Regions from separate parts of the Homo sapiens genome. Here region 1 is linked to region 2. A link is a loop called in an ENCODE intact Hi-C map of the cell type or tissue named here. Cell type or tissue: PC-9. All regions are shown on one strand. Each heading gives the region's core, and the rest is flanking DNA. Links, peaks and the distances in the headings are about the cores only.

Region 1 (4,761 bases), core at 415-4,414, 710 kb after region 2:
TTAAGTTTTGCTGCTCCAAATCTCAAAATTTCATATGTTTTCTCTTTATTTCTTTGCTCATCCACAGCATATGATTATGTGGTAAGGAAATGAGAATAACTCCGCTTTACTAGAAATAAGCATATGGCTTTTTTTTTAAAGCAATGAGAAGCTGTTTTTTAAAAAATGAGAAAATAATATTGTGTAACCTAATTATAAGCATAACAATTTAAAAGGTGATGACATTATTTTTCACCTCCAAAAAGGAATATAGTTGATTTATTATTGTATGTAGTAAGACATTAAATATATTTGGAGCATTAACTTTTTCCTTTCAAGTCAGTGCACATTGGAAGACTAACCCTGAACGATACTAGAGCTTCTGGGGCTGAATTTAACACTAAAGAATGAAAACCTTAGCTAGGGGCAAAACTGTTAACATGGTGATTTGTAAAACCTTAGATTTCTAATAAGGTCTGACTGTTTCAAGGAAAACATATTTTGTTTCTAGGTAACATTTCAAGTCTGATTATGAACAAATGCTACAAAATTGATCTGTAATGGGAAATACTGTAATGTCACAAAGCATTATTTAATGCTTAATGTGACTGAAAGCATTAATTGCTAGGAGCCATTGTCTGTCCAAGCAAAACACAAACACACATTTTACACTCCGCGTCTCTTACTGTAGGTTTTCGAATGAATAAAAGTGTCACAAAAATGTAGTTAGAAAATCTGCCATACCTGAAGGTTTTCTTCACCTGTTTGGAATATGGTAGTTGTTCCCTTATTAGCAAATGCGTGAGTCGTATCTTCTCAGAAGTCCCCAGCAAACAGTTGCTGTGTGGCTGCTTGTTAGCAGCTCAGCTAAAATGTCTCGTGGGGTGAGGTAGTGAGTGGTTGACGGGATTTTTTTTTTTTCCTTCTAGATTTATTTTGTCACTTTCATAATGAAATCTCAGGTTTCTCCAAGAACGTGCAGTTGAGATTTGGCTGTCTCTGAAGTACTGAAATGAGTTTATAGCACTAGAATTCCCACTAAAAACCAATGAGTGGCATAACGTTCATCACTTTGGCTCACACTGAAGTATTAAAAGTCTGAGTACTGGCTGGAAACCTTGTGTCATCAGTAAACTCATGAGATTTACATGAACTTGGGGCTATTTCCAAAGAAACCATCCCCATCCTCAATTCTGGTCAGTCCCAGGGTCCATGGCTGGGGATACATACCCTAGGTGTAATGCGTCGCACCACCCCATGTGCTTTTAGTACCTCTATAATTTTTCTCATGTAAAATAGAAAATGGAGTCTGATTCTCCCACAGAAGTCCATCAAAGAAAATGGCTGTAAGGATTGGCTACCTTCTACCTCAAAGGTGTTTGTGTAGTGAGCACTTAAGCATTTCATTGCTCCTAGGATAAACACTAATAGCTCTGTACCAGGAACTATACCAAGCACATACATACATTTCTTTCTCATGTAACCCTCACAGCAGCCCTTGAGATTGGTACTTGTAGGAAAGAGGAGAAGCCAGGTTATGTTGCAGTAACAGACAATGCTAACATCTCAGTGGTTTAAAGCAACAGAGGTATAATCTTTGCTTTTGCAAAGCCAGCTGTGGCCTGGCCAGTTGTCTGTGGTGTGGGGTCTCAGCAAGATATCTCCACAAGCAACCATATCCACTGGAGACCCCACACAGGCAATCCACTGCTGCCACCTAAAAGTGGCCCCTGTCACTCATGCTCACTGACATTGGTCAGTCAAAGCAAGTCATGTGGCCACTTCTAACTTCAAGGGAGCAGGAGAGTGTGATCCTACTGCTGAAAGCACTGGTGAGCAGCATCTGTGGTTACCACAGTGGATTCCCATCTTACAAATCAGGGAACTAGAAAGGGAAGTAATGCCCAAAGCCACCCAACTCACATATGAGATGACTGTATAATTGATTGTCCAGACAAGGACACCTTTGCCAATGAAAGGGAGGAGTTTTAATCAATATCTCCCTGAATCCTGGACAACCTGCTCTGCTCACTTTGGGACTAGTAAAGACTCATTCCACTCCTTGTCTCACTATGTTCTTCCCCAAGGGTTGAGAAGTCCATGGGCCAAAAAATTTTGCCCATTCAGAGCCAGTGCCTCCTGCTTCTAGACCATGCTCCAAGTCCCCAGATGACTCCAGAACTCTCTGCCCAAATGACCCCAAGTCTCTTCCAAAGCCTGGGTCAGCCTCTTCCCCAGGTATATCTTCCAAAGGGCAGGCAACATGGTGGGTAAGCCCACCTCTAGTCCCAAAGGATGGCCAACGGGCAGCTGTTGGGGGGTGGACTTGATGTAAACCTGCAGGCTGCGGTGTTCACACACACTGCTATGGTTTGAATCTATGAATCACCCAAAATTCATTTGCTGAAACTTAAGACCCAAGGCAATGACATTGTAAACAAAAAAGTATGCGTCAGGTCTCAATCAATTTAGAAGTTTATTTTGCCAAGGTTAAGGACATGCCTGGGAGGAAAAAACAAAACAAAACACAGAATCAAAGAAACAGCCTGTGGTCTGTGCTTTTCTCCAAGGATGATTTCGAGGGCTTCAATATTTAAAGGGAGAAAGAGGCTGCAGGGGAAAGAGTGAGATAGGATATGGAAATCCACAGGTTGCAAGGAAAAAAGAGCAGGTAGGGGAATAGTGAATTATGTATTCGTCTCCTGCTCAGTAAATCGGTACTTTACATACAGTAAGGGGAATATAAAGTAGCTACCTGTGGAAATACTTAACTTTTATCGGTAGGTATCTGCTCAGGAGCAAAAGGAAAGGGAGCTTCTTGCATGACTCAGCTTTCGGCTTAACTTTCCCTTGTGGCAGAGCGAATTGGGATCCCAAGTTTTTATTTTCCTCTCACAGTATTAAGAGGTGGGGCTTTTAGGAGGTGATTAGTTCATGAGGGCAGGGCCCTCATGAATAGGATTAGTGCCTCTATAAAAGGGCTCAAGAGAACTAGCTAGGCCTCCTTTTTGCCCTTCTGCCATGTGAGGACCCAGCAACAAGGCACCATCTTGGAAGCGGGGAGAAGCCTTCACTAGATACCAAACCTACCAGGGCTCTGATCTTGCACTTTCTAGCCTACAAAGCTGTGAGAAATAAATTTCTATTCTTTATAAATGACCCAGTCTAAGGTATTTTGTTACAGCAACAAAAACAGACTAACAGACACACCTACATGGAGCCCATTGGTAGGAAGAACAATAATAGAGTGACCTCCATTTTTTATTCCCATGATGGGGCCCACAAGTATTAGGGGATGGCCTGCCATGATGCTAGGGCAACCAGGATCGTCTTGGGTAAACAGAGACATGTGGTTCCCCTACTTAGAAATGGCAGATAAGGCCGAGCGCAGTGGCTCAAGCCTGCAATCCCAGTTCTTTGGGAGGCTGAGGTGGGCAGATCATGAGGTCAGGAGTTCAAGACCAGCCTGGCCAACATGGCGAAACCCCATCTCTATTAAAGATACAAAAAATTAGCCCGGCGTGATGGTGCACACCTGCAATCCCAGCTACTCAGGAGGCTGAGGCAGGAGAATCGCTTGAACCCAGGAGGTGGAGGTTTCAGTGAGCCAAGATCACGGCACTGCACTCCAGCCCAGGTGGGTGACAGTGCGAGACTCTGTGTCAAAAATAAATAAATAAATAAATAAATAAATAAATAAATGGCAGATAAGGGATACAAATACAGGTCTCTCTGTTAATCACTCCACTATACTGCCTCTGATTCAGGAGCCTCTTAGTGGAACCAACAGGGCTATCACCACAATTTTTAAAACTGGTGGGAGGGCATGGTGTCATTTGAAAATTCAGGACTACTGTGATGAGATGCAGAGTTGGTAGCATGGAAAGACGGGTCCAAAGTCCTGGTTGAATTCGAGTTCTAACTCTGCCACTCAGAAGTGCTGTGATCTTGGCAGGTTACCCTCCTCCTGAAGAGCCTGTTCTGTTTTAAAGTGGGGATCATCATCATAATACCTAGCTCCCAGAGTAGCTCTGCAAATGAGGTGAGATAATGCATGTGCAAGGAGTTCGAGGACTGGGAAGTGACACACACATAAAAGGATTGCTCTCTGTTGACCCTCCTGAGCAGGTCAAGTGCCAGAGTTCAGGTAATCAATGCCTGCAAACACCAGGCTGCTGTTTAATCATCTTTTCATGCTTTAGAATTATTCCTGTGAAGCATTTTTAAAACCCCCAAATCAATCTATTACTAGGTTGAACTAAATGGCCTCAATGACAAAGGAATAGCACTTCGCAATTGTTTTTATTATGGTGAGGGTATTCCAAAGATATTTATAAGTGGCAGGGATTTGGAACTCAATTCCATAGCAGATGGAGAGTCTCCATACATGCAAAAAGCATTCAAGAATCCAGATGGAAAAGGTCACTGGGGATTATGTTTTCCAAATCAGGAAACTGAGGCCCAGGGAGATTAAACCCATGGTTTTCCCTGTGGCACTGAGGTGGAGACAGACCTTGGACTAGAACCTGACTCAGCTGTCTTCTTTAAAACCTCAACTTTCTCATCTGGAAAATGGTGATAATAACACCTGTTGTATAGAACAGTCATGATGATTGATTGAAGCAATGACCGTAAAGCATTCTGTGTCTTCAGCATTCAGCAAATGGCAGCCATTTTTATTATGACCCTCAAGTATGGTCCTTATGTATTTCAGCATCAAAGATTTATTTTATTCATAGTTACCTCTAGACTGCAATCCATGGCATGAGTGACTGATTGAGG
Region 2 (4,761 bases), core at 455-4,454:
TTATGGCTACATAGTATTCCATGTTGTGTTAATATATGTACGACATTTTGTTTATCCAGCCTAACGTTGATGGGCATTTAGGTTGATTCCTTGTCTTTACTATTGTGAGTAGTGCTGTAATGAACATACACATCCATGTCCTATGTGTCTTTGTGGTGTAAGGATTTATAGTCCATTGGTTTTATACCCAATAATGGGATTGCTGGTCGAATGGTAGTTCTGTTTTAAGTTGTTTGAGGAACCACCAAACTGCTTTCCACAGTAGCTGAACTTATTTGCATTCCCACTAGCAGTGTATAAGCATCCATTATTTTTTTACCTTTAAATGATAGTCATTCTGACTGTATACCCCAATTTTTAAAAAATTTAAATTTTGTTCAAAATATATTGACTCATAATGTGTTATTTGATTTTTACAAAACACTGTGAAGTATATGGACATATTTTTTATTCATTGACTAAATATTAAGGGTCTTGTAACGTGTCAGGCACTGTGCTAGGTGCTATGGATTTAGTGGTGAATGTGGACAAAGGTCCTTACTCTCATGAGTAGCTTATAGTTTGGCAAATATTCTTTTCATTTTTCAAACAAGGAAATTTTATACAGTTGAATAACTTTTCTGGGATCACAAGATTTGTAATAACAGAACCAGAATCAAAACTCAGTTTTTAGTATTTTAAAAATCAGTGTTGCTCCAGTTATCTCTTGTATCTTTAATTTCCCCTTTCCATTAGCTTTTTCCACTCATCCAGTAAAAGCTCTTCAAAAAATTCTTCATTGACCTTGGTTCTTTGAACTGTCACTCCTTTCTTCTTGCCAAACATTAATTGTCTACTATCCATTGGCTTCTCAGCCCACTCCATTTCACCACTGACAGTCTTCTAAACGGTGACTACCGAAGTGGCCAGTGTTCCTTTTTTGCCAAATGTAGTGGATTTACTGTGACATCTGATACTGTTGTAAGTCTTGAATTTTGAAATTTCTTCCTCTCTGGGCAGGAGCATGTCTTTCCTGATTATCTTCTTGCTTGTCTGACCACTGCTCTATTTTCTTTTCCAGGATCTATTCCTCTATGTGATATAAATGTCACTGTGCTTCTGAGTTTTATTTGACCCTCTTCACTTACAAGGAAATCAAGGATTCTTCATCTGAGGCTCAGGGGACTTTGGAGGTCGGTTAGCCCCTCAATTATATGCAAATTTTTATAAGATTCTTAGAGGAGTTCATAACTCAAAAAGGTTAAGACAGACTGCTCTCTGTGTATTCCTTTAGCTTTATCTGCTGCATGAGTGACTTCCAAATTTATGTCCCCTGCTTCCTATGTTTCCCCTTGTCTGACTCCCGCCTTTGATCTTCAGCAGCCTTAGTTTAGCATAGTTCCTCAGGAGGGCTACAGTAGCACAGTAGTTTTTTTATTGCCAATCTCCCTATCTATCCTCTTACCCATTCCATCCTACTATCAGTTTAGAATGTTTTTGTCTTTGAAACAAAAACATGATTATGTCCCTATCATGAAAATAATGTGGAGTTTTAATTAGGAACAAATCCACATTTCTTGGCATACTAAAAAACTCTCTATGATTTGACCCCAGTCTAGCTTTTCAACTTCATCTCCCTTTTCCCTATCCAACCATTCTTTCACTCATTCTTGGTCTGACTTACAGTTCTGCTTTTCGTAACTCTAATACCCATTTTAGTACTTTCTTGCCTTGTATTTGCTACTTCCCTCTCCCTGGAATACCTTTCCTTCCCAATCCTACACAGTTTCTCCATAGCCAACTCTATGCATCCTTCAAAACCTAGTCATATATCACCTTTATTATAAAACCTTCCCCAACTTATCCAAGTGAAAACTTTCTCATGCTGTCATCTTATTCATGCATCTATCCTTCCCAATGCATTATAATAAATTGTTGGCATGCCTACTCTTTACCACTAGACTGTGAGTCCCTCAAGGATAGGGATCCCTGTTTATTCATCATGGTATCTTCATTGGCTGGCACAATGTCTGGCTTGTTGTAAGGTAGTAAATAATTTTTTTTGATGGATAAACATTTTTACGATGCCAGTTTTACACGTGGGTTATATTTTCTCTGAAGCACAAAACCTTAAAAGAGTTTAAAAACATTTTAAAAACCATGTTTCATTTGTTAACTTGCATAAAAGATCAATGAATCGTTGACTGCTTCTTTAGGCAATATTTTACTAAGCAATAGGTGGCAGTAGTGTGTTGTACTTGACTTTACCTTTGTGATTTTTTTTTTTTTTTTCAGCTTTCATAATCTTAATGCAGTGTCAAAGTGTAAAGGACACAATTGCAGTACTCTGATACCTAACTTTTTGTAACATGATCATGTTTTAAGCAAGTGAGCATCTCATAGAAAATAAAGCAAAACAACAACAAAACACAGCCAAAGTCAGTCAATGTGCATCTCTTGCCTGTCTAAACTATATTCAGATTCATTAGAGAATTACAACTGCACGGTCTTAACAGCATTTCCTCACCAACTGTTTAACAGCTGCTTCAAAATAACAGTGATTTGCAATAATGAAAATCAAAAATTATCTCAGAGGATATGTGTTTCTTTTTTTTTTTTATTTTCCCCCGAGATGGAGTCTTGCTCTGTTGCCCAGGCTGGTGCGATCTCAGCTCACTGCAACCTCTGCCTCCTGGGTTCAAGTGATTCTCCTGCCTCAGCCTCCCGAGTAGTTGAGATTACAGGAGCGTGCCACCATGCCCAGCTAATTTTTGTATTCTCAGTAGAGATGGGATTTCATCATGTTGGCCAGGCTGGTCTCGAACTCTTGACCTCATGATCCTCCTGCCTCGGCCTCCCAAAGTGCTAGGATTATAGGCGTGAGCCACCACGCCTGGCCCAATATGTATTTCTTGGTATCCTAAGAAGCCTACTTAGGCCTTTATTTCAAAAATAGTGTATTAAGTTCATTGACTTTAACTACAGTTATTAAATGCTTTATTTTTCTTCTTTTACTCTTTTTTTTTTCCCTGTCAGTATTAAGGTCACCTATCTTGTTTATTGAGCTTCATTTAGTTGACTTTCTCTCATCATTAGGTATTTAGAATTAAGGATTGTTACCACCTCTCCAGCCTTATGCATGTAATCCCATCATTAATTTTGAACACCTATATATGAGAATGTTACATACCTGTATACCTATATATGTTAGTATATTTCATTTCACTTGTTGTTTCCTGTAGCTTATAAAGTTAAATCAGTTGAAGTTTTATTTAAAGAATATTTGTACATTTTAGGTCCACAGGAACATTTCTGCAAATAAAAGAAATAGATAACTTTTATAGGAAACAGTTTTAGCATTGATTCAAATAAGAGGTAGATAAAGATAATCTGTGACATTTTCTTTCTCATATCTTGTTTACTGTTTTTTTCCCATCTCAGGGGTAAAGCACCCAAGGGAATTCAAAGCCACTGAACTAGTATCATTAATATGGCAGAATGATCAAGATCAATTAATATAAGAAAAGCATGAAAGCGTTGACAGAACACACTACTTAATTAGTACCTGATGGCCTTGGTGGCCAGAGCAAGAGCTCTGAGTTGTTGTAGGAGAGCCCCTCTATAGGATCTGTATGTGTACATCGCCACTCTTATTTAGCAGGGATGACTTTAGTTTGACATCAGTTTCTTGAGTCCTTAATTGTATAAAAAAACATCTTTTCCCTGAACCCAGAGAGTAGGTGAAGTCAGCAAGTACCCTCCCTACTGCTAATCGTCATCTGGGGAAATTGGAGGTAAAGGGTTGATATCAGAATTCTCTCTGTAGCTTGTGTTGAATATATCATCAAAGACTTATTTGATTTGCTTTGGGGGAGTGGAGGTGTCTGGGTTTATATTTATATTGGATATTATGTAACCCACTGCACAAGATTTAAAATTGTTTTTATATCTTATGTGCAGTCATACAGGACAGGGGTTATGCTACACTTGCATATATTCAAAAGAGAAAAAAGGCATGTTACTAACAAAAGGAATTGGTATAACATTATATTTTAGAGTTAGTAAATCTCACAGTTTAAGGTATATTATAGAGGTTTTAAAAAAGGTTTTGCCATAAATTGCCATGGATTCAGTAATTCAACCACGTATCTTAACCTTTTACATTTCTTTATTTTTGTGAATTCTGTTTCTGCAGATCTATCTCTTAATTCTCTTTTTTTTTTTTTTTTTTGAGACGGAGTCTCGCTCCGTCACCCAGGCTGGAGTACAGTGGCACGATCTCAGCTCACTGCAACCCTGCCTCCTGGGTTCAAGCGATTCTTCTGCCTCAGCTTCCTGAGTAGCTGGGAGTACAGGCGCACGCCATCACGCCCAGCTAATTTTTGTATTTTTAGTAGAGACGGGATTCCAACATATTGGCCAGGCTGGCCTCGAACCCCTGACCTCGTGATCTGCCCGCCTCGGCCTCCCAAAGTGCTGGGGTTACAGGCGTGAGCCACCATGCCCAGCCTCTTTTTTTTTTTTTTAACTGTTTTTTCTTTTTTTTTTTTTTTTTTTTTTACTTCAAGCTCCAGGATACATATGCAGAATGTGCAGGTTTGTTACATAGGTATACATGTGCCATGGTGGTTTGCTGCACCTATCAACTCATCATCTAGGTTTTAAGCCCCTCATACATTAGGTATTTGTCCAGATGCTCTCCCTCCCCCTGTCCTCCACCTCTCAACAGGCCCTGGTGTGTGTTGTTCCCCTCCCTGTGTCCATGTGTTCTCATTGTTCAGC

What was found. A loop is a pair of places that touch in the nucleus more often than their neighbours do. Peaks named below come from ENCODE experiments on the same cell type or tissue, not always from the same donor. Only the 100,000 strongest peaks of a DNase experiment are listed, where the experiment ranks them.
Region 1: it touches region 2 in a loop (5-fold over the local background); 1 of 110 quality-filtered maps calls a loop at or near these places.

The regions. Positions count from the first base shown.
Region 1 is chr11:32,106,931-32,111,691 of GRCh38, forward strand. No RefSeq gene overlaps it. Among named protein-coding and RNA genes, the nearest start is that of RCN1, 18 kb to the left of the region's middle. In PC-9, for the core only: no CTCF peak of the experiment used is centred there; DNase peaks (open chromatin) are centred at 1,901, 2,411 and 2,851; H3K4me3 peaks cover 983 bases; H3K27ac peaks cover 1,942 bases.
Region 2 is chr11:31,395,223-31,399,983 of GRCh38, forward strand. All of the region lies in intron 2 of DNAJC24 (DnaJ heat shock protein family (Hsp40) member C24), which reads left to right. Among named protein-coding and RNA genes, the nearest start is that of DNAJC24, 28 kb to the left of the region's middle. In PC-9, for the core only: CTCF peaks have their summits at 2,232 (motif pointing right) and 2,434; no DNase peak of the experiment used is centred there.